Linked DNA regions of Mus musculus: regions 1, 3 and 4 are each linked to region 2. A link is a loop called in an ENCODE intact Hi-C map of the cell type or tissue named here. Cell type or tissue: left cerebral cortex. All regions are shown on one strand.

Region 1 (2,500 bases), 1.7 Mb before region 2:
ACCTTAATGGTCCTGAGCACAGGAAGTCTTTCAGTATCTTACCATAGTTTCAGTATCTTGAGTTTTGTAATGAACCTAACATGGAACAGTTATAGCAAACAACCATAGGTAGTCTTGACATCAACATGAGCTTTAATTGTGCTCTGCTGTGTTCTGATCATATTTGTCACGGACAGGATCCATGCCACAGAGACTAGTCATACAGTTTCTTCCCTGAATATCTTTGGTAATCAGCTTGAGTTTCCTAAATGCAATGCCAGGAGTGCCCTGCTCCAAGCAAAACAGTCTCCATCAGATCTCTTCACTATCACCCATGCTGCTTACGAGAGACCATCATGATTAGCCTGTTGGCCATTCACCTCCCCTCACAGAAGGTTAGTGTAGACAGTGTCACCCAAGATTCTAGCCAGGATCAGGTCCAAGGTGTTTGTATGCACACAGCTCTGGATGTGCTAGGGTGTATGGGCTGGGGAAAGATTAACAGAAAGGGCTCATCTCTCTGGCTATAGGAAATCCACCATCTCTTCTGAGTGAAGGCATTCTAGCATGGCTGCCTATGGATCACCCACACTCCTGCCCTAACTCTTTCTCACTCATACTCTCTAAGTAAGCCAGTGAATTCACTGATTTCCTAGGATGAACCTTGGGGGCTAGGGTTTCAAGATATGATCTTATGAGGAGGGCATAGATGTTTATATCTCCCCAGGGATGGAGTCCCCAAAATAGTAAGTCTTACTTCAAACACACAACCCTCAAAGGCTATAGGATGCAATTTTGATCTGTAGAGTCCTTACAACCTGGGCTTTCCCAGGTGTTTTGTTTTGTTTTTGTTTTTGTATCAAACAGTGGCTGTATTTATAACCTACTAATCTTTTTTAAGAAAATGGATCATCCTCTTGTCCCCCCCCCTTTTTTTTTATGCCTCAGTGAGATATTAGTTCTTGCCAATTACCAAGTTCAGGAACTGAGACCCTCAATCTCACAGATGAATGACTGACTCCTGGATGCAACTCTGAACTGAAAGATCAGGTGGAAGCCACCTCAGCCAGCAGCAGCTCTCTGTTGATGTTCCCCTAGGTGTGGAAGAGATCTGAGGGCTCCCTAAAGCAACCTTACCCGAGTAAGCACTCAGGCAGAGTCCAGAGCACAGCAGATACTGTTTTACCTTCTCCTTGCTTGCTCAGTTCATGTGACTGGACACTGGATGAGCAGCTGGAATCTTCTCTACTGCTTTCCTTCTCCATTTTCCTATTCCATTCTCCAGTACTTTCTCACCCTGGGCTCTTGGTATCTATCATCTTGGCTCTCCAGAAGACCTCCATCTACTGAGGGTTAATCTTGGCTTAGCCCTTGAGAACTAGTTCTGTATAGTCTACCAGCAGGAGAGGGAAAATACACCAGGTTAGGGATAGGGGAAGGTTTCTTCCAGACCTGCATCCATTCGTAGGCACTATGGGTTTACAGAGGGGCCATGCTGGGCAATAGAAGAGGTAACACCCAAGCCACATCTGGCTTTAAAGGGCTTTCGTCAGCAGGAGGAGCTCATGGGCCGGTATGTGTTGAGACCATTTATTTTGAAGTTAGGTAGAGTAGAGATTCTGTGTGTTTGCTGGGGTGTTTGCATTCATCAAGCTGTGATTTTTGTACCATCCTTACACATTTTCTCTCTTGGTTAGTAATTACTGTGTAGGGTCCTAATTTTGCCTGTTGTCCAGACTGGCTTCTCCCTTCTGGGCAGTGTCTATGTTTGCTGTAATTGGATGATACCACACAACCCACTACCATTGCCAGATTTCATTATGACTTGGCGTCTTCTGTATTAATTTCCCCACTTTGGGGCTGTTTTGAAGCAAGTGAGGCCAATTTCCTTTTCAATAGCGCAAATCTGGAGGTCCAATTTGAGCTGGGAGCTAAGTGGGTGCATTTGTTCAGCTCTGATTGACTGACAGTGTTCGCTTTGTTTGATTTGATCTTTTTTCTTTTATAAATGAGAGCTTGATCTTGAGAGGCAGCTGGCACTCACTGGAAGCCAAAGGAGTCATCTTTGGAAAGTCCAGGAAGACATTTGGGCAGCTGGCTTTGGCTGGGAAAAAAAAAGTTTTTTTTTTTTTTTTTTTTTTTTTTTGAGTCAAGTTGTTCGGGAATGGGACCAAAAGCCTGAAGTTTTTGCTCAGTACTGCTTCTTGGTAGCTCCCACCTTACCCTGACTGATCCCACAGGCCCTCAGGAGCCAGACTTTCTTCTCTGGTTGTAGAGGAATTCAGAATCACAAGACTAGAGGGGGCCGTGAATAGATCTATCAGAGACAATACAAGATTCCCAGTTAGCCAATGTCATGATCAGTGGATCTCATAAGGTTGTGGTTATTGTAAAAGACAAGGAGAACAAAGGAACAAATCCCAACATAAAGGAGAGAGAAGAATAAAATGGATCATCTGAAAGGGGGGGAGCATGCTGATGGAAAACTCATCTAATTGGCACCAAAAATAAAAATAAGAAC
Region 2 (2,500 bases):
GGGTTATTAATTTGATCAGGGAGGCTGGCTCTTCAGGCTGGGGGAGGGGTGGGAATGGGAGGCCCCTGTCCTGGCGGCCCGAGTACCCCAACTCTCTGTCTCACCCCCAGGACCTGGAATTCTGCCCACCTCCTCTCATTCTATCCCTCAAATCCAGGAAGCTAAAAACCAACCCCTTTGCCCTAGCTCTCCGAAAGATCCTTATTCCTGGGGTCTATTAATTATTCTAAAATGTAGAGCCTTGCCCGGGTCGTTCCCGCCTGGAGCTGTGCTCCCTTCTCCTCCCGGACCCCAGAGAAAAGCCCGCTACATCCACTTGGATTTATGTAAGGTGGATTAGGGACACAAAGGGAACAATAAGACCCAATTTACAAAAAAAGGGAGGGAGTAGAAAGGGAGGGTAAAAGGGAGAAAAGGAAACGTGACAGGAATAAAAAGCAACAAAATGAATTAATTTTTAAGGGAAGGAGGGGCAAGGGGGTGCAGCGCCCCCCCCGCGCCCCCCCCCCGCTTTCAACATTAGCCTACGGTTCCATCGAGCGCCTTTTTTTTTTTTTTTTTTTTTGGTCTAGGGCGCCCAGTCTTGCTTCCCAAAGAAAAAAAGAGGGGAAATTAAAGGTAAAGAAAAAAAAAAAAAAAGAATCCTAACTCTAACTACCTCTAGGTCTGGGGCGAGAGAGGTCTCTGGGGACACTTAACAAGTGTGTAAAGTAAGTAGCCATAGCCAGGAGAATGCGAGGTACGCGGTTCCGCTCAGAGGAAAAGCCCCGGGAACTGCCGAGGTGCTAAATCGAAGCCACAACCCCTGGAATGTGACGGAGTAGGGGAGAGACCACTCTTCTACCCCCACTGTCCCCTCCTCCGCCCCGGCACTGCCTGTGGGCAGGTGTACGACAAGGTCCAAACCTCTGCCTGGAGAGCTCCGGGTACCCTCTGTCTAGCCAAGCCTAAGTTGGTTTTTGGCTCCCTCCTTCGGAACAGAAAAAATGATAGTGGATTGCACAGGAATAGCTAGATGGACTGATGCCTGGGGAGACGGAGGCTGGCTGGCTGGATGGATAGATAGATGGATGTACGGAGTGGGAAGAATCGATGAGACAGATGCACAGCTAATGCGCGCAGGTTGGAACACGAACACAGGCCGGAGCCCACGTTCACACACTGTGCGCACTCGCTTACCCGGCACAAAACGTCCAGGTTCCTGCAGACACCCGCGCCAGGCACACATTTGCCCTCAAACACACACACACACACACACACACACACACACACACACACACACACACACACACGAGAGGAGGGGGAGAGAGACAGACAGAGATAGAGAGACAGGGACACATAAGGACAGAAATAGACACAGAGAGTGTTCCTTTCCCCCTAGGCCCATCACAAACTAAATGGTCACCACCTCTCCCCTCACCTCGGACAGAAAAACAGACAAACAATCCTTCCAGAACGTCGCAATAGACAAACAGAAAACGGCACACGAATGGGTCCCGTCGGTCATGCCTGTCCTTCTAGACTAGTCCAGTACCCCATACTGGAGAGAGAAGCTTACAGTGGGGTATGTTTAATTCGCTGACTGGTCCCCTAGTTTTGCTGGATGAGCTAAGGATCTGGGGTAGGGGAGAGGTAGGCCTGAGATTGCAACCTCCAGGGTGCGCGGCCCGATGGAGAAAAAGGTGTCTGAGGCCCGGTGCTAGAAATCAGGTCACCGGCGCCCGACAAGCGGCGCCACCACCGCTGCGCGCTCCGGAGACCAAGCAGCCGGGTCCCGGGAAGCGCTGCGCTGGGAAAACTTTGCAAAAACCCGGGCTCGCAAGGCTTGGACAAGAGGCCGGGCGCTCTGCGCTCTACGTTTGGGTTTCCCTTCTCGCCTGTGCTGCTGATGTAGAGGACTTTGCTCACACGTTTTTTTGTTTTGTTTTCAAATCCCGGTGTATCCCCTCGGGGCGCCTTGAGCCGGCCCTGCAGGCGGATGCTGATAAACTTTGGCCTTTCGCTACAAACTTGGGCAGAGTGGCAGCTTGCATCGGTCACCCTTCTCAGTTCAGACAGCCTGATCCTCCTCAGTCCCCACTTAAGAGGATCCCCTCTGTTCGGCACTCTTCTCCGGAGTGGGAACGCGAGGCTCATGCCGCGCTCTCCACCCCCCGCCCCCCACCCTAACTGGTTCTGAGCTCCAGAAGACCATTCATCAGTGAATCACCCCCTCCGGGTCCCGGACCGCATAAGGGCTGCCGGGCTCTTACCTTCATTCGCGGGGTATACCCTAGAACCGGTGACAGCGTCGCAAATTCCAAAGAGAAACGAAAAGAGGATGAAATAGAAAATCCCAGCCATGGTTCGCCGGTGCCAACGCTGCTCCTGCCGCTTCTATCCCAGTGGAATAAATGCTTAAGTTAGGAGTGCAGCAGTCTGAAGACATTGCCAAGAGGGTGGGACCGGCCCGTGACGTACACCCGCCAGTCCAGAGCTCGTGACCAATAGCAGTGCAGAA
Region 3 (2,500 bases), 100 kb before region 2:
TTTGCAGTAGCTATAATTATCACTCACGTTTCAAATCCAGGAACTCCAGCATAAAGAAATTAAATAATTTAATCAAAGCTGTAAGAGTTAAAAATGGAAGTTCCCCTGACTCAAAGGATTCTTTCTCCACGCCACATGTCAATAGTGACACACACGCAATGAACCCACGTTAGGCAGCAGTGATATACCAAGCTTTATTCAAAATCTCTTGTACAAATTAATTCCCACCAACTTCCTGAAACTGGCACTATTATTATCCCACCTTGAGGAGAATATAGGACAAAGTAGTGGAGCTTCCTTAAGATAATTCCGTAACTGGTGAATTTCATAGCCATATGCTAGCACCCACATCCTCACCCACTGGTCTACAGAAAGCTGTGCATCTCCTTTCTTTCTGTTAGGATTTGAATAGGAAATGGTACCCCCATGGGCTCATGGGAACATTTGCTCCCCAACAGTGGTGCCAATTTGGGAATATTATAGAAATTTTATTACTAAGGCCAAGCTAACATAGGTGGGTTTCTGGTCTTGAAGGTAGCCCTGGTTATTCTGAGACTCACTCTGTAGACCAATCTGGCCTCAAATTCAGAGATCCACCAGCCTCTGCCGCCACAGTTCTGGGATTAAAGACATGTGCTACCTACCATACCCTTGAGTGAGAAATTGTATACTTAAGCTAACTTTCCTTTCCACAGAAATAGCAGCAACTAACATGGAGTTGTGGTGGTTTCCCGAATTTCCCAAGTCAGTACACATGGCCTCTGCTAGCACACATATCACACACCATCTAGTTTTGAATCCCCTCACATTGAGCTAACTAACTTGAAGAGTGGAGATAAAGATAACACACAACTAATAGTATTTGGAGTTGGAGGAGGGGTAAGAGGCTCACGAGAAGCTTTTGGAAGATTCACAGTATTCTGTGGTACTGTGCTTCATGATGTGACCATCAAACAGGTGTCTGCTATGAGATGAGGCCAATGGTGACAAATTAAGAATATATTGCCCACTTTTCTGTGTTATGTAAACATTTTTCATGACAAGATCATAAAACAAATATTAGGGTTATTGGAGTGTACAGGTAGTGAATTATTGCACTTATCATTAGAAAGACTGATCCAAAATCCCTGATAAGCCTTCCTGCTCAGAAAAAACCGAAACAAGTCTAGAAAGGGGGAAACTTCTGTAGAATAGAGCCACAGTGACTTCAAAAACAACAATGCAATCGAAGCACCGGGATCCCTGCGCTTGGCGCAGACAACGGTTGCATTATCATTTTCCCTTCTAACAGACACTACTTCATGTGCCACCACAGGGCCGGTCCCAGCATCACACCCGGGACTCCATAAGCAGTCACGTGCTCCTTTCCTGGCTCTGGTGCCCCTGCACTGAGTATCTTCTCAGCTGTTTGTTTCACTGCGTGTTTCTCAAGAGGTTCGTTGGCGCATTCTGACAAGTGTAGCCCAACACTTGCCAACAGAAACACCACAGGACTCCACGAATGTACTTCCTGCTAAGTCAGAATGGCAGTTTGAGGCAACAGGAAAACAAGCCTTCCTTCTCGGTGGTCTTTTTATAAGAATTTGCCTGAGCAAGACAACTGTATTAAGATAAGGACGTAGGTAGTTAAATCTGGTAACTGCAAAAAAAGCGTAATTTTTTTTTCCACCTTAGATGCTTCTAGTGAGAAGAGTGATGATGTCAAGCTCACCTAAATTGAAGAGTTATTATTTATTGAGTATCTCAGCTAGTCTGTCTGTGTGACTTGGATAGAGAACCCTTTGTCAAAGCCAGCTCCTCCATGACCCACAGGGCCCTCCAGAATTTATTTGGAATATGTAAGGGAAGCCTCTTGGACAGAGCGGCCAAGAGAGGGAAGGATTAACTGCTACCCACCAGGGCTTTACTCCTTCACTGTCAGCCCTGCTGGAGAGCTCTGTGCCTCCCAAGGCTGCAAAATGAACGGGCTGAGCCATGGGCTGCTTTGTTTCCCAGACAGCTGCTAATCGTCCTGACAATGCTACAACATTTAGCTTTCTGACGGCCAGAGCATCTAGAACGGTCCTCAATTAAACATGTTTTAATCACCAAGCTTCTAAATGCCAGCATGAGAGATAGATGCACCCAGTAGAGTTTGGCTCTGGCCTCCTGCTTCCCACATTCAAATTTCCACATTTACACATGGGGAGACTTGGAAAGCCTTCTCCAGAAACTGACCAAAGGAGAGTCCTGCTCCTTCCTCTCTATTAGCTACTTCTACTGTCTTACGTCTATAAACGCTGTTCTGTAGAGGTTAAGGCGTTTAACATTTGCTAAAGGAGCCTGTTGGTTTTAACAAATAGATCTGTGACTATTGTTATTGAGAATTGTTTAAGGTGTGGTGATTAATTCAGGACAGTTGTGACTTTGCCAAGTGCTATAGGGATACTGGAATCATCTGTGAAGTAAAAGAAGAAGCAGTGGAAGGAGGAAGGGAAAGAAGGAGGAAAAGGGGTCAGCT
Region 4 (2,500 bases), 1.0 Mb before region 2:
GCTAGGTCCAGCCATGTATGCTCTTTGGTTACTCTCAGTCTCTGAGAGTTCCAAGGGTCCAGGTTAGTTGACTCTGTTGGACTTCCTGTAGAGTTCCTATCCTCTTCCGGGTCCTCAATCCTTCCCCCAACTCTTCCATAAGTGTCTCCAAGCTTCCATCAACTGTTTGGCTGTTGTTTGTTTGTTTCTTTGAGTTTTGGGGATATGGTTCTTTGGTTGGGGGTATTTTGTTATTGTATTGGATTTTTTTGTTTGTTCATTGAGAAAGAAGTTGGGTGGGGCTGGAAGGGGAAATGATCTGGAAGGACTCGAGGGAGGGGAAGACTATGGTCAAAATATATTTAAATATAAAAATTGTTTTAAGTAATAAAAATAAAGAAATAAAAAAGAGAAAATGTCTCCAGAAGATCAGACAAGCCTGTAGGATATTCTTAATTAGTGATTAGTCGGGGAGGGCCCAGCCCATTGTGGGTGGGGAACTACAAGTCAGTATAGAATTGTCTTCTACACTAGAAGGAATCTTAGTGTTCATCAGTTCCTGGACTTCTTCCTCACCACAAAGGGCTCCTTTGAAAAATCTCAGCACATTCTTCTAAGACAGTAGTATATTATCACTTCTATCCACATACCATTTTAAAAGAATGATAGAGTTGTTAAAGAAAAATAGATAAATAAATAAATAAATAAATAAATAAATCCTTAGATATAAGAAAGGACCTGGCTTTAGTCCACTCCATGTGGTCCACTTTACATTAGGGAAAATCAAGGACCATTTAAGAAACAGTATGTCCTTAGGACTACTGTGCTGGCTAGTCTTATGCCAACTTGACACAATCTAGAGTTATCTAAATGGAGGGAACCTCCACTGAGAAAATGCCTCCATAAAATATAGCTGCAAGGCATTTTCCTAATTAGTGATTGACAGAGGAAGCTCCAGCCCCATTGTGGGTGATGTCATCGCTGGGCTGATAGTCCTGGGTTCTATAAGAAAGCAGGCCGAGCCAGCCAGGAGGAGCACGCTAGTAAGCAGCATCCTCCTGTGGCCACTGCAACAGCTCCTGCCTCCAGGTTGCTAGGCTGTGAGACCTCAAGTAAGTAATCCACTCTTTCCATTAAGGCTCCTTTTTCTGAACCTTCCCAAATCCTACCTCCTCAGCTGGGAACCAAATGGTCAAACACATTAATCTATCTATGGGAGACATTATACCTTCAAACCACAAAGACAGTTTGTTCAGCATATCTAGGTATACAGTTAGGGCCCCCTCCAAGGGGAGAAACCCAATTTCTCTAATTCCCACTTGCATCACTTCCTAACCCAAGCAGCACCCATCCATTCCTGAGGCTTGTTGCACTGACCCAGTGCATCAAGAGGTTTGCTCAGAGCACCTCTGGGTCACAGAAGTGACACATGTATCCTATTGTGTGTGGGAATGATCAAGCTTGCACATCCACTCAATAAAGCAAGAAAATAGGTCACTTTGCTTTGATTGTCATTTTAAAGCTTGCTTCTATAACTAGCAGTGAAACCTGCCTTCATTGAATTTATTATTGGATGGGAGCTGAGCTTCTGTGTGTTGATGGCATAACTCCAGGGAGTCACCCTAGCACTTGAACTTTAAATAGGCCTCTCGTGCTGTATTCATTTCTCCATGCAAAACACTCTCTCCTCTTCTTGCTGGCTTGCCTAACCATGAAGTAGCCAGGCACAGCTGCCTCTAGTGTTTGGGGTGATAACTTGGCAGGCTGAAAGTCTTTCTTTCTCCACCCCTCTTCTCAGTCCAGAGCAACTGTTTGTGTCTCTCCTTGTCCCACCCTCCCTTCCAAAAATTACTTTCAGTAATTACTACAGCTCAAGGATGCTGTCCAATCTAAAATGGCTAATGAGAACCAGTCCTTCAATCCAAAGTATAATCAGCTTATAGCAAGCTCCCGTTTCCTGTGCCTCATTACTGTGACACAATCTATTTTTCATACCTCGAAATGATAAGGCATCATGGGGGTGGGGGTAGGGAGCGATGGCTCTCTATCACTAGGCTTGCAGGAAAGGGAGCCGGACTTAAGCATGCAGAATTGATTTATTTCCATTCGTCTATTGCTTTGGTAGCTGCATCTTTGAAAGCAGTTAATATCGCAGTTTTGATTTGGCCCTAAGAACAGCAGGCCCTGACAATCAAGCATGCTTATTACGGCCAGGAAGGGGGAGAAAAGGGGAGCCCAGAGTAGACCAAGTGAACCGTGATGTATTTGGACACGTGCAGGGTTGCAGCAAAAAGGACTTTAAATTTGGTTAGAGATCCAAGCACGTCTATCTTGATCTCTGCATTTAGTCTCCTGATCACTTACTCCACGATTGTTCCCTAGGATTCCACTAGCTTCTTATCTGCTTCCCTTTTTATGTGAGCCCTTCATTCTTTACTTTTAAAGAAAGAACATGGAAGGCACCATCCATTCCAGGGATCCTCACTGGAAGTTTGGGGAATCTGCTTGGCTAACATTGTAC

What was found. Hi-C counts contacts between places; a loop is a spot of excess contacts. Peaks named below come from ENCODE experiments on the same cell type or tissue, not always from the same donor. Only the 100,000 strongest peaks of a DNase experiment are listed, where the experiment ranks them.
Region 1: it touches region 2 in a loop (4-fold over the local background); 4 of 42 quality-filtered maps call a loop at or near these places.
Region 3: a loop joins it to region 2, with 3 times the contacts of the local background. A loop is called at or near these places in 6 of 42 quality-filtered maps.
Region 4: a loop joins it to region 2, with 6 times the contacts of the local background. A loop is called at or near these places in 4 of 42 quality-filtered maps.

Annotation. Positions count from the first base shown.
Region 1 is chr1:75,810,813-75,813,312 of GRCm38, forward strand. No RefSeq gene overlaps it. Among named protein-coding and RNA genes, the nearest start is that of Gm32622, 120 kb to the right of the region's middle. In left cerebral cortex, a CTCF peak has its summit at 1,528; a DNase peak (open chromatin) is centred at 1,537.
Region 2 is chr1:77,512,689-77,515,188 of GRCm38, forward strand. Epha4 (Eph receptor A4) reads right to left here and starts at 2,400. Exons shown (of 18, transcript NM_007936.3): 1 at 2,253-2,400. The coding sequence starts at 2,343. In left cerebral cortex, CTCF peaks have their summits at 966 and 1,744; DNase peaks (open chromatin) are centred at 223, 1,020, 1,820 and 2,446; H3K4me3 peaks cover 2,500 bases; H3K27ac peaks cover 2,252 bases.
Region 3 is chr1:77,411,116-77,413,615 of GRCm38, forward strand. All of the region lies in intron 5 of Epha4 (Eph receptor A4), which reads right to left. Among named protein-coding and RNA genes, the nearest start is that of Mir6352, 84 kb to the right of the region's middle. In left cerebral cortex, a CTCF peak has its summit at 1,312; DNase peaks (open chromatin) are centred at 292 and 1,387; H3K27ac peaks cover 670 bases.
Region 4 is chr1:76,488,124-76,490,623 of GRCm38, forward strand. It overlaps Gm17751 (predicted gene, 17751), which reads left to right and starts at 1,010. Exons shown (of 5, transcript NR_038013.1): 1 at 1,010-1,091. In left cerebral cortex, no CTCF peak of the experiment used is centred here; DNase peaks (open chromatin) are centred at 1,140, 1,633 and 2,426; H3K27ac peaks cover 1,812 bases.